2 separate regions of the Homo sapiens genome follow, and region 1 is linked to region 2. The links are chromatin loops, found by intact Hi-C in ENCODE. Cell type or tissue: endothelial cell of umbilical vein. All regions are shown on one strand. Links, peaks and the distances in the headings refer to the core of each region. The heading gives the core; the rest is flanking DNA.

Region 1 (9,731 bases), core at 1,203-9,202, 110 kb before region 2:
CCATCTGAGTCTTTCTCTCTCTTCCTCTCTCTTGTCTGTCAGTGCCTCTCCAGCCCTCTCTGGCCTTACATCAATTTCCTGTTTCTTCTTTTTTAATTTTTAAAAATTTCAGTAGCTTTTGGGGTTACAAGTGGTTTTTTGGTTACTTGGATAAATTATGTAGGGGTGAATTTTGTAGTACACTCGTCATCCGAGTAGCGTACGTTGCACCTAATATGTAGGTTTTTAAAAATCCCACACCCCGCCTTCCTTGCTTTTTTCTTTCTTTCTCTTTCCTTTTCTTTTTCTTTATTTCCCTTTCCCCTCCCTCCCTCCCTTTTTTTGAGATGGAGTCTTGCTCTGCCCCTAGTCTGGAGTGCAGTGACTCACTGCAACCTCCACCTCCTGGGCTCAAGCCATTCTCCTGCCTCAGCCTCCCGAGTAGATGGAACCACAGCTGTGTGCCCTCATAGCCCGGCTAATTTTTTTTTTTTTTTTTTGTAGAGACGGGGTGTTGCTATGTTGCCCAGACTGGTCTTGAACTCCTGGGCTCAGGTGATCTGCCCCCTCCGGCTCCCAAAGTGTAGGGATTACAGGTGTGAGTCACTATGCCTGGCTGATTTTCCTTTTCTTTCTCTATGTGTCTCTCTGTCTCACTGTTGCTAATTTCTGTCTCTTTTCCTCTTTGCCTGGGTGCTGTCTCTCTTTCTCTAGTCCCCACCCTCCCTTTCTGCCTCTCAGATTTTTCTCCCCATCCACCTCTTCACATCTCTGACTCTTCCCAGGCCCTCCCACACCTCCATGCCTTTGCCCAGGCTGTTTTCACCGCTGAGAATGCCCTTTCTTCCCTCTCTACAACCTGGCAAACTCCTATTCATCCTGCAAAGCACATCTCCGAGGCCACAGACCGGCCCTGGGAGCTCTCCCTGACGCCCTGGAATCCGCAGAGCGTGTCAGCCCGCCCACTAGAACAAGCGCTTGAGGGACTGGGTGACGTTCTCCCTAGTGATCCCAGGTCCCGCCACATTGGTAATGTCTGCTCAGGGAAGGCAGGCGGGAAAGTCGCTCTGCCTCTCCCACTCCTGTCTCTGGCTCCTTCTCCGGTTGGGACTTCCTCACTCTGGGCCTGTGTCCAGTTGGCTTGTGCTGGACTCGGTGTGTAAGGGAGACAGAGATAGACACACAGAGATGGAGTGCAGAGGCGAGAGATGTCATCCACTCTGCTGGGCCACAGTCTCCTGGCCCCGCTGTCCCCTCCTTCGGCCCTGTGTAGTGTCCAGGTGTCTCCCGGGGATATGAGACCCCAGGGCTCCATGCCCCCTCAGCCTTTCCTTTCTGCCTTCAGTTGGTTTTACTCTTAATTCTGCATGCATTTTTTTCTTTTTGAGAAAACTAAAATGTTTCCCCCATGACAAAAAAAGAATATATATTCTTTCTGGCAAAATAGGAAAGATACAGGAAAACACAAACCAACCAACCAACCATATTTCACACCCCCTGCTCCACCCCTCCCGCCTGGAGTCTGGGGCATGTCTCCAGGGTGCATGCAGGGTGTGTGTGGTGTGTGGTGTGTGGTGTGTGTAGGGGTGTGCGGCATATGCGTGTCCCTGCTGCTGTTGCCTCCCAGGCTTTTTCCTATGAGCTTCGAAAGTCTCTTTGTTCATCCTCTGCTTCTCTCGTCCCCTCTCTTCCTCCCTCCCTAGTTACATTCTCCAGACCAGACTTCATGCTGGGTGCACGCATGCACAGACACACACACACACGCGCGCATACACATGCACACACACACACACACACGCACACTCTGCATTTTCTATCATCTCTGTCTTCTTTTCCCATTTTTCTCTCAGAGGCTCTGAAACGCTGTGATTCATAGAGAGAAAAAGAGACAGGCAGAGATTCAGAGATTCAGACAGGACAGACAGGAAAAGGGGATGGAGACAGAGGGGCTGGAGTTGGTGGCGGGGAGGGAGCGGCAGGGAGAGAAGCTTTTTGTCCATCTGTTTGTCGTCTGTGAGGTCCATCCCGATTCTCACTCCCCGCAGCCCTCCCCTTTCTGGGGCTTTTCCCACCCAGCCCTTGGAGCGTGTCTCCTGGGATCCTGGGGCCGTGTCCATCTGTCCGTCTGTGTGTCAGCCTCTGCCTCCCGCCTGCCTCTTGCTGTGGTCTCATTAAATGCTCATCTCTTTCTTTGATTGTTCCACCCCCAGGTTGTGTGTGTGGGCACGTGTGCATGTGTCCATGTATCCAGATCTCTGTGCCTTTGTGGCTGTCCATCTGCCTCCCACCTGACTTCCCCTTCTCCCTCCCTCCTGTTCTTGCCACCGTGTCAGTGTGTGTTTGCATCTGTGTACGTGTATGCACCTGTGTACATGTGTGTCTGTGCATGAATCTCTTGCTCACCTCACTTCCCCTGTCCCAGAGGCTCCTGGACTTGGCATCTGGGGGTGTTCTTCTCCTCACTCCCCATCCTGGTCCAGCCTCAGCCTCAAGGCTTGCCTCCTGGACAATTTCCCTGGCAACCATCCCTGGACATCTTACCTGCAACCTCCGAAAACTCAACTCACTTGTCCACTCCCACTCCGTCAGCAGGGGGACCTCTGGCACAGAGCCACATGCCCTGGGTGGCTCAGCCTTCTCTCACTTAACGCTCTGCTGTGGGCTTTCATTTCCTCTTACCACTTCTGGCCCCACTCAGAGCCCTGTGTCTCCCCCACCTGCCTGTGCACAGGCTGACCTGTGTCATCCTGATCCCCACCATGCAGGCATTGCTCATGGTGCCTCTGCCTGACATCTTTCCTTTCTTTTTTTTTTTTGAGACAGAGTCTCACTCTGTTGTCCGGGCTGGAGTGCAGTGGCGCAATCTTGGCTCACTGCAACCTCTGCCTCCCGGGTTCATACGATTCTCCTGCCTCAGCCTCCCGAGTAGCTGGGACTACGGGAGTGCGCCACTATACCCAGCTAATCTTTGTATTTTTAGTAGAGACAGGGTTTCACCATGTTGGTTGGCCAGGACGGTCTTGATCTTTTGACCTCATGATCTGCCCGCCTAAGCCTCCCAAAGTGCTGGGATTACAGGCATGAGCCATTGTACCTGGCCGACATCTTTCCTTTCTTCAGCCTGCAAATCCCACCTCCTCTGGGAAGCCCTCTTGATAACCCCCTTTGCTGGGTTCCCTTGTCTCTGATACTCCCTGCAGTGAGATCTGTCCTGGCCTTGGTCTTATCGCAGGCTGGGCACCCAGCTGGAGTCCCATTTGGACCTTCGTGGGCCTAGACACCTTGGCCCTTTCCTTAGAAAAGAAAATTAAAAATTACATGTTACGATAGCACTGGTATCAACACGAATATATTAATAGGACATACTGAGACATTTTCTTTGAGTTAAAAGTTCGTTTTTCTTCTGATTTTAAAAGAAATTGGAACATTTTCTTGGGGTCCCAAAAGTATGGTGCATGGGCTATAGATTCACTGATCCCCTCCTCTTGCCAGGCCTGGGCGAATGCCATGCCGGGCAGGCTGTGTATGCTCCCCGCCTTCTACCCTCTCTGTGTCTGTCTTCTTCATTTTGCCTCTGCAGTTTGTCCTTGTGTTAGTGCATTAAAGCAAGACGATGCGTGTGTGTGTATGTGTGTGTGCATGTGTGCATGCACACGCACGCCACATCCTCCCTCTTCATCTCTGTGTCCATCTCTCTGTGTTTGTTTGTTTGTTTGGTTTTTTTTTTTGAGACAGGGTCTTGCTCTGTCTCCCAGGCTGGAATGCAGCGGTGCAATCACGGCTTACTGCAGCCTCAACCTCCTGGGCTCAAGTGATCCTCCTACCTCAGCCTCCTGAGTAGCTGGGACTACAGGCGTGCACAACCATGCCCGGCTATTTTTTTTTTTTTTTTAGTAGAAACAGGGTCTCACTCTGTTGCTCAGGCTGGTCTTGAACTCCTGGGCTCAAGAGATCCGCCCACCTCAGCCTCCTAAAGTGCTGGAATCACAGGCATGAGCCACTGTGCCTGGCTTATGTTCATCTCTTTCACCATAACAGGTTTGTCTCTTTCTCCGGGGTCCCCTCATTCATTCATTCATTCATTCCTGCAACAAACACCTGTGTGTGTCCCTGTGTCTGTGCGTTGGCGTGTCTGCCAGGGAGCAGGGGTCTTGGTTCCTCATCTTTCCCCAGGTCTCCTGCTCTCCCAGATCTGCAGGCTGTGAGCTTTCCAGGGTGGGCCATGCTCCCTGCTCCCGACCCTTTGCCTGCCCGCCTCCCCTTGCTCCAGCATTGGGGTCACTGCTATGGGTGGTGGTTGTTTTCCCTCTCCCCCTTGGTTCTTCCTAGAACACCATGTAGCAGCTGCTCCTGCCCAGCAGGGTGTGTGTGTGTGTGTGTGTGTGTGTGTGTGTGTGTGTGTATGGGAGGGAGTGAGAGAGAGGGCCAGGCCGACATATAGACAGACAGACACCAAGAGAGGGTGACAAGTGCACAGCCGGCACCTGTCTCTCCTGTATTTGCCTTCTGTCTCCTTCCCTCTCCTCTCTGAGGTTTTGCTGGCATTTTGTCTTTTCTCTGGGCTTCCTGCATTTGTGTGTGTGAGTGTGTCTGTGTATGAGTGTGTGTGTGCACGTGGCATGCTCAGGTCTGGGTCCCCCCTTCCTCACCCTCCCTTTGTCCCCCCCAATCCCCACACCTTCTCTACCACAGTCCAGGTGTGAGTGTGGTCTGCGGTGTGTGTGGTGTGTGATGCGTGTGTTGCATGGTTGTGTATTGCATGGTTTGGGTGGTGTGGATGTGGTACAGTGTGTGTGCAGCACGGCCTGTGTGTGGTGTGGCCGTGGCCTGCGGTCCCTTGCGGTTGCCTGCATCCAGCGACGGCTGTGCTGATGCCCCTCCCACCCATCGAGGCCTCTCCTCCTTTCTTTTTCCCTTCCCTTACCTTCCCTTCCCTTCCCTTCCCTCCCCTCCCTTCCCTTCCCTTCCCCCCTTCCTTTCCTTTCCTTTCACTTGCTCCTTCGTAAAATCCTGATTGAGCCATTCCCATGAGGCAGCCCTGGTGGCCGGGGCACACTTCTCTCACTGGGTCGTTCTCTTTCTCCTTTTCTCTCTCTCTTTTCCTGTCTTTGGCTCCGTTTCTGTGTCTGTTTTTCTCCCTCTGTCTTTTGTTTTGTTTCTCTGTTGTCTGAGTCTTTGTCTCTTTGTTTCTATCTTTGCCTGTTGGTTTTAGCCTAGCCCACTCAGGCACTAATTAGTTGTTCCCGTTAGGAAGTGGCTGCAAAGTCGTGTATGTGTGTGTGTGGGGTGTGTGTGTAAGTGTGCATGTGAGTGTATGTGCCTGTGTGAGTGTACATGTGTATGTGTATGTGAGTGTGTATGTATTGTGTATATGTGTGCATGTGAGTGTATGTACCTGAGTGTGCGTGTGAGTGCATGTGTGTGTGTATGTGTGTACATGACTGTGTGTTTATGTGTGTGAGTGTGTGTATGTGTGCGTCTTGTGAATGTGTATGAATGAGTGTGTGTGTGTTCTTGCTCTCTTTCCAACAGTTTTGGCCATGACTCCACCTCCCATTCATTTCCTAAGCGCCCCCCTACACACACACACTCACAGGGTCCTCCCAGGCGTGAGTATGTGTATGTGCAGCTAACAGGTCTGGCTCCTCATTGTTCCCCGAGGCTCTTGCCTACCGTGGCTGCAGGCTGGTGGGATTCCGGCGTGGGCAGCAGCTGCCTCCCCTTGCTCCAGCGTTGGGGTCGCTGCCATCGGCTGAGGGTTTGTTTCTTTCACTTTCACAGCTCTTCCCAAAACACTCGTCTCGGAGCAGCTGCTCCCGCCTGTGTGTGTGTGTGTGTGTGTGTGAGAGAGAGAGAGAGAGAGAATGTGCATGTGTGTGTGTGTGTGTGTGTGTGTGTGTGTGTGTGGAGGGTCACAGCAGCCCCTCCCTGGCCCCCTTTCTGCAGGGCTTGGCTTTTGTGTTCATTCTGAGTCCCTTGCACTTGTCCCTCAGTTCAATCAACACCTCTACATCTCTCCTGTGTACTGGGCTGTGTGTGTGTGTGTGTGTGTCTCCACTTCTCCCTCCTTCCCACCTGTTCTCGCCAGTCTCTAAGGCACTCTGAAATCTGCCCTGGCTGTATGTGTGTGGGTTCACAGGGCGAGGTCTGTGCACGTGAACCAGTATGTGACAAGCTGTCAGGGCATCATCTCTGCCACTGTACCTAATCCTTCACTCTCACCCTGGGGTAATTTCCTTTGTACTTTCCTTTGGTCCACACATGCAGAACAGCTCTTGTGAGTTGTGCACACAGGTGTGTGTGTGTGTGTGCGCGCGCGCGCGTGTGTGTGTGGTGTAGGGGGAGAGACAGAGAGACAGATCTCCTCTTCCCTTTGCTCTCTCTGGCTGCATCTTGACCTTTGCACACCTGCCCGGATCCATCTCTCTCTCCACTTCTCCTAAACCTCTCCTTGTCTCTTTCTGCATCATCTCTGAGGCTTTGCTTTCCCTCTGCAGATGAGAGAGGGTGCTCTGTCCATCCATCCATCTATCCATCTGTCTGTCTGTCCAAGAGTTATTTGTGGGCCCTTTTCTACCTCCCCACCCCTTTCCTGGGCCTGCACTCTTGTCACCCGCCCCCCTGCACCCTCCTGCGGGGCCATTTCAGCGCCCACCCTCTTCACCTCTCCATCTCCATCCCTCCCCGCTTGTGGGTTCTGGACCGGGACCTGAGAACAAAGCTGCCTCCTGGGCCCCACACCCATCACCCGGCCCCAAACCCTTCAAGGCCCGTTGGGCTTGGCATCCTGTTTGGCTCCTTCCCTCATCAGGGGGCCTCATGCAGCCTCACTCCACTTCCAGCAGGTCACCCCTGCCGGGCCATTCCCCTGCCACTCTCTTATGCCCCCCTCTAGCTCAAGGCGATTTCCTTCCTGCCTTATAAATCCCCTACCCCCAATTCAGGTCTCCCAGGGGCCTCTCCTTTTCCATGTGGGGGTCTAGGAGTCGGTCTTTCTCTCCTGGTCAGGTTCCATTTTATTTCCTTTTTCCTCTGACTTGGTCGGGTTTTGTTCTTCCCTGGGCATCACTGGTACCTGTGTGTGTGTGTCTGTTCCTGTCTCCCTGTCTGACGCATTCACCTTTCCTTCCACCTTTTATCCTCTTCCTCTCATTTCAAAGAATTGGGATCTAACTTACATATCGTAAGATGCACAAATCTGAAATGAAAAGCTTTGATGAATTTCACATGTGTCTGCACCTGTGCCTCCACCACCCGGAGCAAGAAACAGACCGTCCTGGCCCTCGAGTGCAGGCTCCCTCCCACCCGCCCCTTGAGGCTCGGGGTGTTTCTCACTGTGTGTATGCGTGACATTTTGTCTGTCTGTCTATCCTGCAACTTTCTCAGCTGTTGCTTCCCTCTGGGAGCCCCTTGTCTTTGTTCCTGCGCTCCATCAGCGGTTATTGAACACCTCCTAAGACGGGCTCCGCGTGTGCCTACCTCCCTCCCCTACTACCCTCCCTGCCTGCTCTCTCCCGCTCCGCTCCCTCTCCAAGTTGTTATTGAATTCTGCTTCTATTCTGTGCGTCCCTGTAGGAGTGTGTGTGTGTGTGTGTGTGTGCGCGCGTCTCCCCGATTGCCCACCACCTCCCCCCTCGCTCTCCTTCCCCCACCTCTGCCTTCCTCCCTTTCTCTCCCACTCCTGGGGGCTCCATCGAGATTGTTCCAGGGTAGCCCAGCCCCGTGTCTCTCTCTGGCTCTTCCACCCCTCCTTCCTCCCCTCGCTGTCTCTGAGGGATGGGCGCAGGCTGGCTCTCACCCTGGGCATGTGCCGGCCTGTCCGTCTCCATGCCAGCTCTGGCCGCCTCCTCCTGCCCCTGGCATCCCCCCATTCCCTTCTGCCAACTCCCTTTGCTCCACACATAAGCTGCCAACATCGGGGTCTCTAGCCAGGATCTCCGAGCCGAGCCCAGACCTGTCCACTCATCACGGTCCATCTCTTCCGCTGCAGAGCAACCCCCAGCCCCCTTCAAGCCCCTACCCCATCCCTCCCCTCCACATCCTGAGCTGTCTTGCTGTCCGTACCTCCTTCTCACTCACTCCAGCTGCGATTTGTGCCTGACCTCCCGCATGGCTCTCACCAGCACCTCGCCTACCTCCCTGCAGACATGACCTTGTCCTCATCTTCCTCAACTTCTCTGGCATCTGACTGTAGACACATTGGTCCCCTAAGCCTGCCCTGCTTCCAGAGGACTCCTTCTCCGAGCCTTGGCCTTCTAACATACTGTTGTTCCTTGTCCTCTTCTCCCTTCCCACCACGCCTGGTGACTGTCCCCACTCTGGGGCTCAGCTCCCCCTTTGTAGGGACCACCCCACCTCCATCCCCTGAGTTCCAGCCCTCCCTGCATACAACCTTCCGGACATTCCATGGGCACCTCACGATGGACTCACACACCCCTCTTTGCCAAAGCCTGGGGTGTCCCGCCTCATATGCCCACTACCTGGCAGCACCCAGCTCAGACCCTGGGCTGGTCCGCTTCCCCTCCCCGCCCACGTCCGGTCCATGTGGTCCCCCAATGGGTCTCGCCCCGTCCCTTCCCCAGCACCTTGCCTTGGGATTCATGTCCCCTCCTGGGCTGTGCTCTAGTCCCCTCCTTGGAGTCTCTGTCACCTGTCACCTCCTGCAGTGCAGCAGCCCGTGCAGTGCTCTGGCCTGCACTTGGCTCACAGCAGGCAAATTTGGTCGTGCCTTTGGTAGATGCTCCCTGACCCAGCACCCACAGGGGGCGGACTTAGGGATACGGAGGCAGATCCGCGGCCCTGGTCCCTGGTCTGGTGGGGAGACTCCAGTGGAGTGTGCTGGGCCGCGGGCCGTAGGCTCATACGCTCCTCCTCAGCTGTGACTTCTCTCTTCTAGTGAACCCCTCTCTTTCCTCCTGCCTCCTGTTGTCCCACCCAACTCTTTCCACTGCAGTGGGGTGTTTCGGCCTGTCTGAGGGAGGGTCTGCGGGCCTGTCCCCGTCTGTCTGTCTGTCTCTGTCTGTCAGCGCTGCGTATCTGGTCTGCCTGTCCCTCTGTCTTCGTGTCTGTGAGAGATGTGTGTGTGTGTGCATTCTGCTGTTGGGCAGTCCTGGCGTCTGATTTGTGCGTGTGTGTGTTTCTTGTGTTGGGGTGTGTGTGTGGTGGTCTGTGTGTCCTGGAGTGGGTTTCTGGCTGGCCGGTTTTGCCGGTGTGGAGGGAGGCCTGCAGCATGGCAGCTGTCTGTAGGGGGCTGTCTGTGTGTCTGTCTCGGTGTATGGGGCTGCTGGCCAGTCCTGCCTGGGTGCAGAGATGAGTTGGGGGAACTCCCTGAGTGCAGGGGTCTGTCTGGGTGATACCATCCATGTGTCCTTCCTTCCCTCTCTGGGGGCTCTGGAGGCATCACGACTCCCCTCTCTCTGTCCGTCTCCCCCTCGTCTTCCCTGAGTCCCCTCCTGGAGGCTTTGTCAGGATCTGCTTGTCACTGCCTTGCCTGGCACGAGGCCTGCGTCACAGAGCGCAGCTGAGACCCTCTCCCTGCGTGGGCCTGGTGTGTGCATCATCTGGGAGCCCCTGGCGGTGTAGGGAGCCTTGCCTCGCCGCTCCGAGCTCTCCAGCCCCTCTCTCTCTCCCTCTGAGCCTTTCTGGAGCTTTCTTCCCCTTCCCGCGTGCGTCAGGCCTCTGTCTGTGCCGTGGAGCTCCCACCCTCGCCCCTCTGGTGGCCTTCCTGCTGCTGAGTGAGTTTGTCTGGAACT
Region 2 (9,731 bases), core at 1,054-9,053:
GGCAAATGCTCCTCAAATGAATGAATGAGAGGGAGAGCTGGGGGATCAGATCACATCCCTAACAGGCTGGAGCTTAGTAAAGGCCAGTGGCAGGGAGCCATAAAACAGAGGAAATAACATTTACGGAGACTGTGCCTTGGGGCCGATGCTGTAGTGGTGGTGTGTTCTCTATGAGACAGGTGAGGTATAGTCACAAAGGCAGGGCGTAAGCGCTGGGACTCTCTCAAGCCTTGCATCAAGGTTCTTCAGTCCTTAAAGTCTATCTCTGCCCAGCCTCTGAGTCCCTTTTCCAGGATCCCAAAGGGAGACCCAAGGCTTCTGTCTGAAGCCTTCAGTTGCTGCTTAGGCAGGTTCTCTTCTTCACCTCAAGCCTGCCTAACAATAGAAGTTTTTCTCAACATACTTCATTCTCCCCTTGAAGCCTGGCAGATCAAACTGTGTTCTTCCTGGGACTTTCAGGAAGATACTGGGGAGGGAGGGTTGCTGGGCTGAGACAGGCCAAGCTCCCTAGGCAGGACCATCTTCCATCAGGGAGAGCACTTCTTCAGTCATTCCTCTTTTCAGAACAGTGGCCCTTTCACACATTTTGGTGCGTTGGGGAGTGAACTTTGCATTGGATGGTAGAAGACAGGGTTCTGGCTCTGCCCACCAAATGGACACAGGTGACAGCCCTTCTCTGGCCTCCTTTCCTGCAGCTATTCAATAGGAGTTGGCTTTCCTTCTATCATCTTTCACTGCTTCCTTCTCCCCAGCCTACCTTTTCTCCTGTGTCCCTGCCTCACCCACACTCACTCCTTATGTCTACTTCTCCCCATTCCCAGTCATCTAGAGAAGCCAGTAGCCTTCTCCATGGCCCTGCTACTGTCACCACTCAAATGCTGTCCTGTTTCTTGCCGACAGAATCCCATCTCAAAGGCTGTTCTGACTGGGTTACTCCCCAACTCCCATCAGATCCTCGTTTGTGATGGTTCCCAGTTGGATGGAAATGAAGAGTTCTTAGGGCTGAGTTTAGGGGCCTGCCAATAGCATTTCAGCTTTAGATTTCCTTAGTATCTCCCAACAATTTGCTAGCTTTAGATAGACTGACCTCTTTATCCCAAAAAGCCTTTTTGGGTTCTGATTCTAGGGCAGCCAGATAGTGGTGGTCCTTCATTTTACTTTCATCCCAGTCTCTTTATCTGTAAGCAGAGATGCTTGATTAGATGGTAAAATAATAATAACATCTCATTCATTACTTCACTGCTCAAACCTTTATATTTGTTCTTCAGGTCTCCACCTGAAAGTCAATCCTTCCAGGCCTACATTGGGTCCCCTCTTAGACCTTCTCTTCTAGCAGCTGACACAGTCCACGGTTGTGTATCGCTGGCATTATCTGCTCAATGTTGTGCCCTTTCCCATTAGCCTGGAGGGCTCCCTAATGGCAGGAACTGTCCACCCTGTAGTCTCAAGGCCTATTCCTGCATGGGATTCTGCCAAATACCAGCCAAATGACTGACAATGCAGGCCCCCTTGGGAGACAAGAGGAGCCCATGAACTCAGTCGCTACAGAAGGGGAAGTCTGCGTAACACTAGCAGTAGCACTCAACAGAAGGCTGAGTGAAACGCTCCAGTCAAGTAGATCCCCAGGGAGAAGAAATCCAGGGAAGCTTCCTGACAGAGGAAATACCTGGGCTCACATGGTACACTGACTAAAGCATAAAGCCCATGCCATCCTGAAAGTGCACTGCCACCTACTCAGAGCCCAGCTAACATCCTCAAATGGGTCCAGGAAGACCCTAGATCTTGGGAGAAAGAACTCCCAGGATATTAGGACTAGAAAAACTGTCTGCTCCAAAGACCACATTTTACCTCTCTGGAAACTGGGGCCCACAGCAGGGTAAGAACCAGTTCCTAAAGAAGCCCAGACCTAGGCCTTATGGTGTCTTGTGGTCACTAGGTACCATGTGGGCAACCGTTTCACACTGAGCCACAGTGACCAATGTAATTGTGTGTTTTTCTAAGGCCTGCTGCCCCTACTCTTTTCCAGAAAAGGTATCTACTTTTCATTTTCCTAAAAGGCAGTTCAGGAAGAGGGGGTGGTTGCCTGGCAAGGTAGGAAGCACTGTGGGGTGACAGAATGCTGATTTGGCAGTCACTTTGGGAAGGGGTGGGCTGCAGGCTCCCTGCTGGAAAGGGCCACAAATCTTTCAGAGGGAGGCCTGTTTGTGACTCTTAAGCGGGCTTGACCTAAAACAGAAAGCTGCTTTCCGAGGGAGAGCAAAATAAGCAATAATCTTGGCTTCATTTATCATCCAGGTGTCGCCACAGGAGAGTAGGGACACAAAAGCCTTTTTTTTGTTTGTTTTGTTTTTGGAATTTGCAATTGTCTATTTTGTTAAGTCTTCCCACTAGGCTACAATCATGAGCTCCTGAAGAGTCAGGTCTGAGTCTTGCCCCTGAAATCCCCAGCAAGCCTAGTACAGGGTCTCAATGTTTGTTGAACAAACCATCCTTTCCAGGTATGACTCCTCAGCTTGTCAAGACTTTGCAGAACCACGAAATCTATCCAGAAACACAGAAAAGAAGAATTCAGAGATAAAAGCATAAAAGAATCAGGTAAGAAAATTACCCAGCAGATATGATCGATAAAAGTTTGGTTCTTTGAAAATACCTCTAAAATAGACAAATCTTTGGCAAGTTTTGAATGAAAAAAGGAATAAAGTGACAATGGGGAGACTTAAGTGAACAGGAGAAAACCATACTCAATTTTATAGCAACAAATTTAAAGCCTAGGTAGAACAGGTGATCTTCTATGAAATTACCAAAGCCCTTCACGACTGTGACTCAATAAAACCTCACGACAGCCCTGTGCCTTGGACAGGCAGTATTCCTACCATGCTTTCTAGAAGAAGGAGATTCAGAGGTGAATACTCAGCACAGGACCTGACAAACTAGCCTACACTGTCTCAAAGGTCATGGCCATGGGAGCACGTGCATACCTACAACATGGAACCACACCACTCTCGGCACTTCCAGCCATCACCTTACATCCGGCTGGTTGGACAGCCAGTCTTATTTATTTTTCCACTTGAAATGCCATAAGGGGTTTCACTATTTTTACTTCAAAAGCAGCACCATAAAAATCCTTGATGATTAGAGCTCCAGCTGTCTTAAGTTGTTTGTCAAGGGATCGGTTACTCAAATCTCCTATGGAGGGAAACAATTTCAGGCAAGAAGCCATGGGAGCTGAGAAACGCAAATGTCTCATCTCTGAAAACTTTCAGACTCCCTCCTGTTCACCGCCTGTCCTGCCCCCTGCTCCCCCTCCCCCATCCCCACCATCTGCTCTCCAGAAAGCAGATCAAATTTTCAGGCTAAGGTACTCTGGCGCCAAAGACTCAGCCCCTCCATGCTTCCCCCTGCCCCCCACCAACTCCGAAATCCAACACCACGACCCAAATGGACTGCAGCCACATAAAACCACAAAGTAAAGTTTATAAAGCTTTATTAAACATTTCAAACAGCTGTGCAACGAACACACCAAATAAAAGCTCTAGAATAGCAGTCCAGACGTTTCACAAGTATGGCCTCACAGTCCCATTCCCTAGATGGACTGCCTCCAGTTCTGTTCTCTGCCTGGCCCATCTCTCTTTCCCCTCAGGCAAGAGAGAGATGGATGGATCAGACTGAAAGGACAGGCATGCTGATCTCCAGCAGGCAGGGGCCAGGAGAAAGTCTCGTTTGCCAACACTTGTTACTGAAGCGCAGAAAAAGCAGCAAGTGACAGTCACAAAGTCTTCCTGGGTATTCTTCATAATGTACAGTCTATATGCGCAGGAACGAAGAAGCTCCTGGCGGGAGGATGATGGCCACTGCTCCCCTCTGTCTTGTCTGAACCACCTCGGAGTCCAGTGTGCTGGTCACTCTGCAATCCCCATGCTAAATAAAAACTGTAGCGGCACCTACCATATATAGCTAGCTATTGCTAAACCTCAAAATCAGACCACGTTCGATAAAGCTTCTTTAAAAGGAATATACACATGTATTTGTACACACACACACACAGGGCACACCAAAAAATATCCAAACATCTATCAAGGGGATCAAGGCCGTTACGAAACACACAGGTACTCTCCCACTCACTCAGCTGGGGACTGCTAGAACTACGTGAACACACCATACTTCAATGCTGCAGAGCATGCACGGGAGACACAATGAGGCCCCCTCCTTGGGACAGTTGAGAAAGGCAGGAGGAAGGGCAAAGGAAGTGAGGCTGGGCGGGAAAGCTTGAGCCCAGACACCCAGGTGAAAGAGCAACATCTATCTGTTGCTTCCTTTCTTAAAAATGAAGTGGAGAAAATACTGAAGATTTGTGGACAACTAACAGTCAAGACATGTTTCTGTCTAGCCTGCTGAACAAGGAAAGAAGGATGAAAAAGCGAGGCTCTCGGGCGTCAGCAATCTCTTCAAATTCGAGATAAGTGCAAAAATGAGCCCTGTCTTGGACAGGTACTCCCCAAAAAAGGAAAAGGGTAGAAGAGAAATAAAGGGAAACCAGAAGAGGGACTGAGGAGTCAGTAACATTCTGGGAAGGAAGGAGACCCTGACAAGGAGGGGTCACAGAGGTGACAATGAGACTGGCATTTTATCTGCCCCAGGTCACATTGGGGCAGCTGACCAGGATGGACCCAGACTCCTCACAGTAATGAGGCGAGAGGGGTGGTCATGCGGCCAGCCAGGACCTAGATGGGGACAGAACACACACAACCACAAGACCACCCACGACTATAGGACTTTACAATAAAAGCACCGGTCAGTGCCATTATTCACATTGTAAGGATAAAACATCACAGGCCAAAAAGGCGCCGTCAGGAATGTGACACCCGCGAGGCTGCGGGATTTGAAACTCCAATGCTTTATGACCTATGTCAATGCCTCCCCTCCCGTCTTCTGCTTCCTTGGAAAGCTAACAGGGCAGGCCGTTAGGTGCCCACAACGCCGGGATCATGCGCCGATTCTGGAAGCGGGGAATCGGAGCAGTGGTACAGGAAACAGTTTCCCCAGCAGCTATAGCAGATAAGGAACAGGGCTGCCAGGAAAACCAAGGCACAAATTGTGCAAGGCTTCCGTTCCAGGAGGAAGCTGAGCAGGTAGAAGCCCATGAACATGGAGTGGCTGAACCACAGGGCGGGGTTGAGGGGCTTGGGGATGAGGAGGACGGGCAGCAGCCACTGGAGGCAATACATGATCTCTGCCGGGCAGGGCCTTCACCAAGGCTGCCGGGCACCGCTGCAGGAACCGACCTAATGGGAGCCAGCGGGCGCAGGCGGCTGCCCTCCGCTTTCTTCAACCCTCACTCTCCAGGAGCTGAGCCGCTGTGCTCTCTGGCTGTCAGCCCGGGATCACCAAGGCAGCAGGGATCCTGAAGAGAAAAGTCAACACAACAGACAAACAGACAAAGAACAGACAGACAGACAAAAAAAAAAAAAAAAAAAGAAAAAAAAAAAAAAAACAGGAACAGAATGTATACTTATTTGGGAAAATGGATCATGGTTAACAACAGCAAATGTGAAATGCCCTTTCCTCCCTGCCCACCCGTGAAAGTTCTACTCCTCTCCAAGTCACTAATTCGGGAAGCTTCCTGGGATGTCTCCCCGGGGCTTCTCCTGGGGGATCGGGGAGAGGGCTCTTTGGCACGGTTTCACACAGTGGGCTGGCTTTGCCTGGGCCCTGCCCAGCAGAGATCATGTATCGCCTCCTGGGGCTGCAGCCCGTCCTCAAGGGGCCCAGACCTCACAATACCGCCCAGTGGTTGCCAAAGGACGACCAAGGGCTCCCTGCTGTGCCCCCACGTGGTAAGGACAGGGTTCTGTATCTAGCATCTCTCACAGCCATAGGTGCTCAGGCACTAAGTGCAGAGTTAAAGCTGTTAGCGGGGCACTGCCGGCCACCAGACCACAGGCAAAGGATCCTGAGGCAGCTACAGCCTCGAAATATTTTAAGATGGCAGCCTAGGCTAAGCTTGCCTTTTTCAAACAGCCCAGCGTCACTTTGCCAGAATCTGCCAACTTCTCCGAAAGTCAATGTAGAAAAAAAGTCACTATGCTACTTTGTCCAAACTGAACTCGTTTGGATCATTACACCTCCATCTGCTGCTGGCACTGTATAGAACCTGACCTCTGGGAGCTTTTAATGAAAATTAATTTTCTATCCACATAGGGGCAAATGCCAGTTGGTCCCTGGGCCAGGCAGCTTGCTGGAAAGAGGTGCTTTCGGCTGGCTACCGGTGCGCGGGGACCACACTCACAAACCGCATTCCGGTCTTCCCGCCCGAAAATCCGCGCTGTGCGAGGGACCCACAAGACTGGCGGTCTAAAAGGGACCCGCCTCACTTGGAAACGGGGCTGCGGTAGCCACAACCCTCCGGTAGCGGTAGCGTAACCCCGTTCGGTGATCCAGCCGCACAGCGCAACGGGTACAAAGAACCCCACTGGCTAAGGCCGACCTACCAGGGCTTGGGGGAGGGGAGCGGAAGACTGAGGTCGAAACGACCTGTCCAGCAGAAAACTATCCCCAAGCATATTCCAACCACTTCTCCGTAGAGCTCATTCCTTCCGTGCATACGAAGGGCGCCAATCCTTCCTGTATCCCTCCTACAGATACCGGGTGACTACTGCTTTTGCGCCCAAAGCGCAGTGCTCTGGCTCAGCTCCCTACAGTAGCGACCTCCACCGCAGATTCTCATCTCCTCGCTACCGTAAGAGAGATGTAAAGAATCAGACGGGTTACGCGCTCAGGCACCCTCATGAAGCAGAGGACCTGGGCTTAAAACTCATTCAGTATCAGGAAAAGAGCGCCGAGCACGGGCCTATTATGCCAAAGCTTCTGAAAGGGGCACCACGTTTTTTGCTCTATGGGGCAGATGACCCCTCCCTAATTTCGGTTTTCCATCCATCCCCAAGGTAGGCTTTGGAGTGGCACCGGAGACTGAGCTCAAATTTGCAGGCCAGGGACTGGGGAGAAGGGCGCCACACTAAGAGACCTGCACCCCCATTCTCGCCCTGTACTCTACCCAGAGTCGTGGTACCCCTCCATTTTAAAGCAAAATCCAAAAGCAAGCACGGCGGAATCTTCTGGAAGGGGGCTAAGATGGAACTCAGGAGGCGGGGGTCGGTATGGAAAGAGCAGATGGATTATTTTTTTCCTCTCCTGGCGAATGAGGAGCGCCCCCAGCCACCCCTCCTCATAAACACCCCCCAAGGCGCGCATGCGCACTTAGGTGGCGGGCGGGTACTTAAGGCGCGGCCACCGCGGCTGCGGCAGTGCGCCCAACAGCGGACTCCGAGACCAGCGGATCTCGGCAAACCCTCTTTCTCGACCACCCACCTACCATTCTTGGAACCATGGCGGCAGTGGCGGCGGCCTCGGCTGAACTGCTCATCATCGGCTGGTACATCTTCCGCGTGCTGCTGCAGGTAAGTCTGACGGGGTTTCGGGTGGGAGAGGGTTCCCAACTCGCGCCCCTAGAACCCGCAAGACTGCGTCGCGATTGCCGCTTCCCGGACCCGTCCTATTCCGATTGCCGCGATCCTTGCCTGCCCAAGTGCCGCTGCCGGCACCGCGCGCCCCCTGCCCATTCCCTGCGCCGTCCTCCTCGCGCTGACCCTCCCTAGTGCGCCCGCGCCTGCCAGGGAACAAAGACTCGGGGCGCGGCGGGCGACCGCTGCGGACGATCACCCAGGCATTTAGCGACCTACGCGGTAAGAAAAACCCGCTACACCCGGACTCGACCCCAGGAGGGAGGCGGGGCACTACTGTGTTGAAAGACTTTACAGCTCGCAGAGTGAAAATTTTCCACCTTAAAAAATTGCGCATTGCGGAGAAATTTTATTTAAAAAAACATATAGCGCTTGCGGGGGTGGAACAAAAAATAAGTTAGAAAAAGGCACTTCTCAGAAAAAATAAAAATTACTTCGCAAAAAAAAAAAACCCTACAACGAATTAGAGAAAAAGTAGTTCACAGGAAAACAGAAAAACGCGCATTGCAGGAAAAATAAATCGGAGAAAAGCACTTGGCAGAAAAAAATGCATTAGATTAAAAACGCACTGCAGAAAAAAATTAGACAAGGGAGCTAACGGAAAAAAATGGATCGGGCAAAAACGCTTTAAAGAAAAAAATTAGAGGAAAAAGCCCCTCGAGAGAAAAATAGAAGGGGAAAAAAAGCACTTCCAAAAAAGGACAATTGCTTTACAAAAAAAAAAATAATAATAAAAAAAATAAAAAAGAGGCAAAAGCGCTTGGTGTAAAAAGAGATAAATCAGAAGAAAGCGCTTTGCCCATAAAATCATTTACCCTAAAAGCTCCCTTTGCAGGAAGAATTCCCTGCTAAAGGAATCCTTTGCCAAAGGAATCGCATATTTCCTTCAAGGTGTTCCTGGAATGCTGCATTTACTGGGTAGGATTCGCTTTTCGAAATCCTCCAGGGACACAGCCCATTGCGAGAAGTGAGGTATACCTAAGTTGTGGGTCCAATCAGCTTGCCGCCATGCAGCTCTCAGCACAGTTGGAAAAGCTCCAGCTGCCCTGACTCGTGGACAAGCTGCGCCCGCGCCCGCCTCTCCAGCCTACGCTGGATGGGCGGGCGGGGCAGGGGGTGGGGCGGGGGTGGGCACGGCAGCACCACAGACATGCTGTGGGTGCTCTCCACTAAGGGTGGGTCCTGGGTTTCTCGTCGCAGGTGTTCAGGTACTCCCTGCAGAAGCTGGCATACACGGTGTCGCGGACCGGGCGGCAGGTGTTGGGGGAGCGCAGGCAGCGAGCCCCCAACTGAGGCCCCAGCTCCCAGCCCTGGGCGGCCGTATCATCAGGTGCTCCTGTGCATCTCGGCCAGCACGGGAGCCAGTGCCGCGCAGGAATGTGGGGTCCCCTGTGTTCCCTCGCCAGAGGAGCACTTGGCAAGGTCAGTGAGGGGCCAGTAGACCCCCGGAGAAGCAGTACCGACAATGACGAAGATACCAGATCCCTTCCCAACCCCTTTGCACCGGTCCCACTAAGGGGCAGGGTCGAGAGAGGAGGGGGGATAGGGGGAGCAGACCCCTGAGATCTGGGCATAGGCACCGCATTCTGATCTGGACAAAGTCGGGACAGCACCATCCCAGCCCCGAAGCCAGGGCCATGCCAGCAGGCCCCACCATGGAAATCAAAACACCGCACCAGCCAGCAGAATGGACATTCTGACATCGCCAGCCGACGCCCTGAATCTTGGTGCAGCACCAACCGCGTGCCTGTGTGGCGGGACTGGAGGGCACAGTTGAGGAAGGAGGGTGGTTAAGAAATACAGTGGGGCCCTCTCGCTGTCCCTTGCCCAGGGCACTTGCATTCCAGCCTCGCTGCATTTGCTCTCTCGATTCCCCTTTCCTCCTCACTGCCTCCCAAGCCCACCCTACTCCAAAATAATGTGTCACTTGATTTGGAACTATTCAAGCAGTAAAAGTAAATGAATCCCACCTTTACTAAAACACTTTCTCTGAACCCCCCTTGCCCCTCACTGATCTTGCTTTTCCCTGGTCTCATGCAGTTGTGGTCAATATTGTGGTAATCGCTAATTGTACTGATTGTTTAAGTGTGCATTAGTTGTGTCTCCCCAGCTAGATTGTAAGCTCCTGGAGGACAGGGACCACCTCTACAAAAAATAAAAAAAGTACCTCCCCTGTCTCGCACAGTGTCCCAGGACCCTGCGGTGCAGTAGAGG

Evidence for each region. Hi-C counts contacts between places; a loop is a spot of excess contacts. Peaks named below come from ENCODE experiments on the same cell type or tissue, not always from the same donor. Only the 100,000 strongest peaks of a DNase experiment are listed, where the experiment ranks them.
Region 1: it touches region 2 in a loop (2.7-fold over the local background); 26 of 110 quality-filtered maps call a loop at or near these places.

Annotation. Positions count from the first base shown.
Region 1 is chr20:37,406,821-37,416,551 of GRCh38, forward strand. No RefSeq gene overlaps it. Among named protein-coding and RNA genes, the nearest start is that of SRC, 66 kb to the left of the region's middle. RefSeq lists enhancers at 508-1,427, 5,185-5,694, 5,695-6,203. In endothelial cell of umbilical vein, for the core only: no CTCF peak of the experiment used is centred there; a DNase peak (open chromatin) is centred at 5,441; H3K27me3 peaks cover 993 bases.
Region 2 is chr20:37,513,950-37,523,680 of GRCh38, forward strand. BLCAP (BLCAP apoptosis inducing factor) reads right to left here. Exons shown (of 2, transcript NM_006698.4): 2 at 3,468-5,401. The coding sequence starts at 5,225. The coding sequence ends at 4,962. NNAT (neuronatin) reads left to right here and starts at 7,301. Exons shown (of 3, transcript NM_005386.4): 1 at 7,301-7,454; 2 at 8,409-8,489; 3 at 8,718-9,731. The coding sequence starts at 7,383. The coding sequence ends at 8,810. RefSeq lists enhancers at 4,646-5,509, 5,510-6,373. In endothelial cell of umbilical vein, for the core only: no CTCF peak of the experiment used is centred there; DNase peaks (open chromatin) are centred at 5,072 and 8,522; H3K4me3 peaks cover 671 bases; H3K27ac peaks cover 1,371 bases.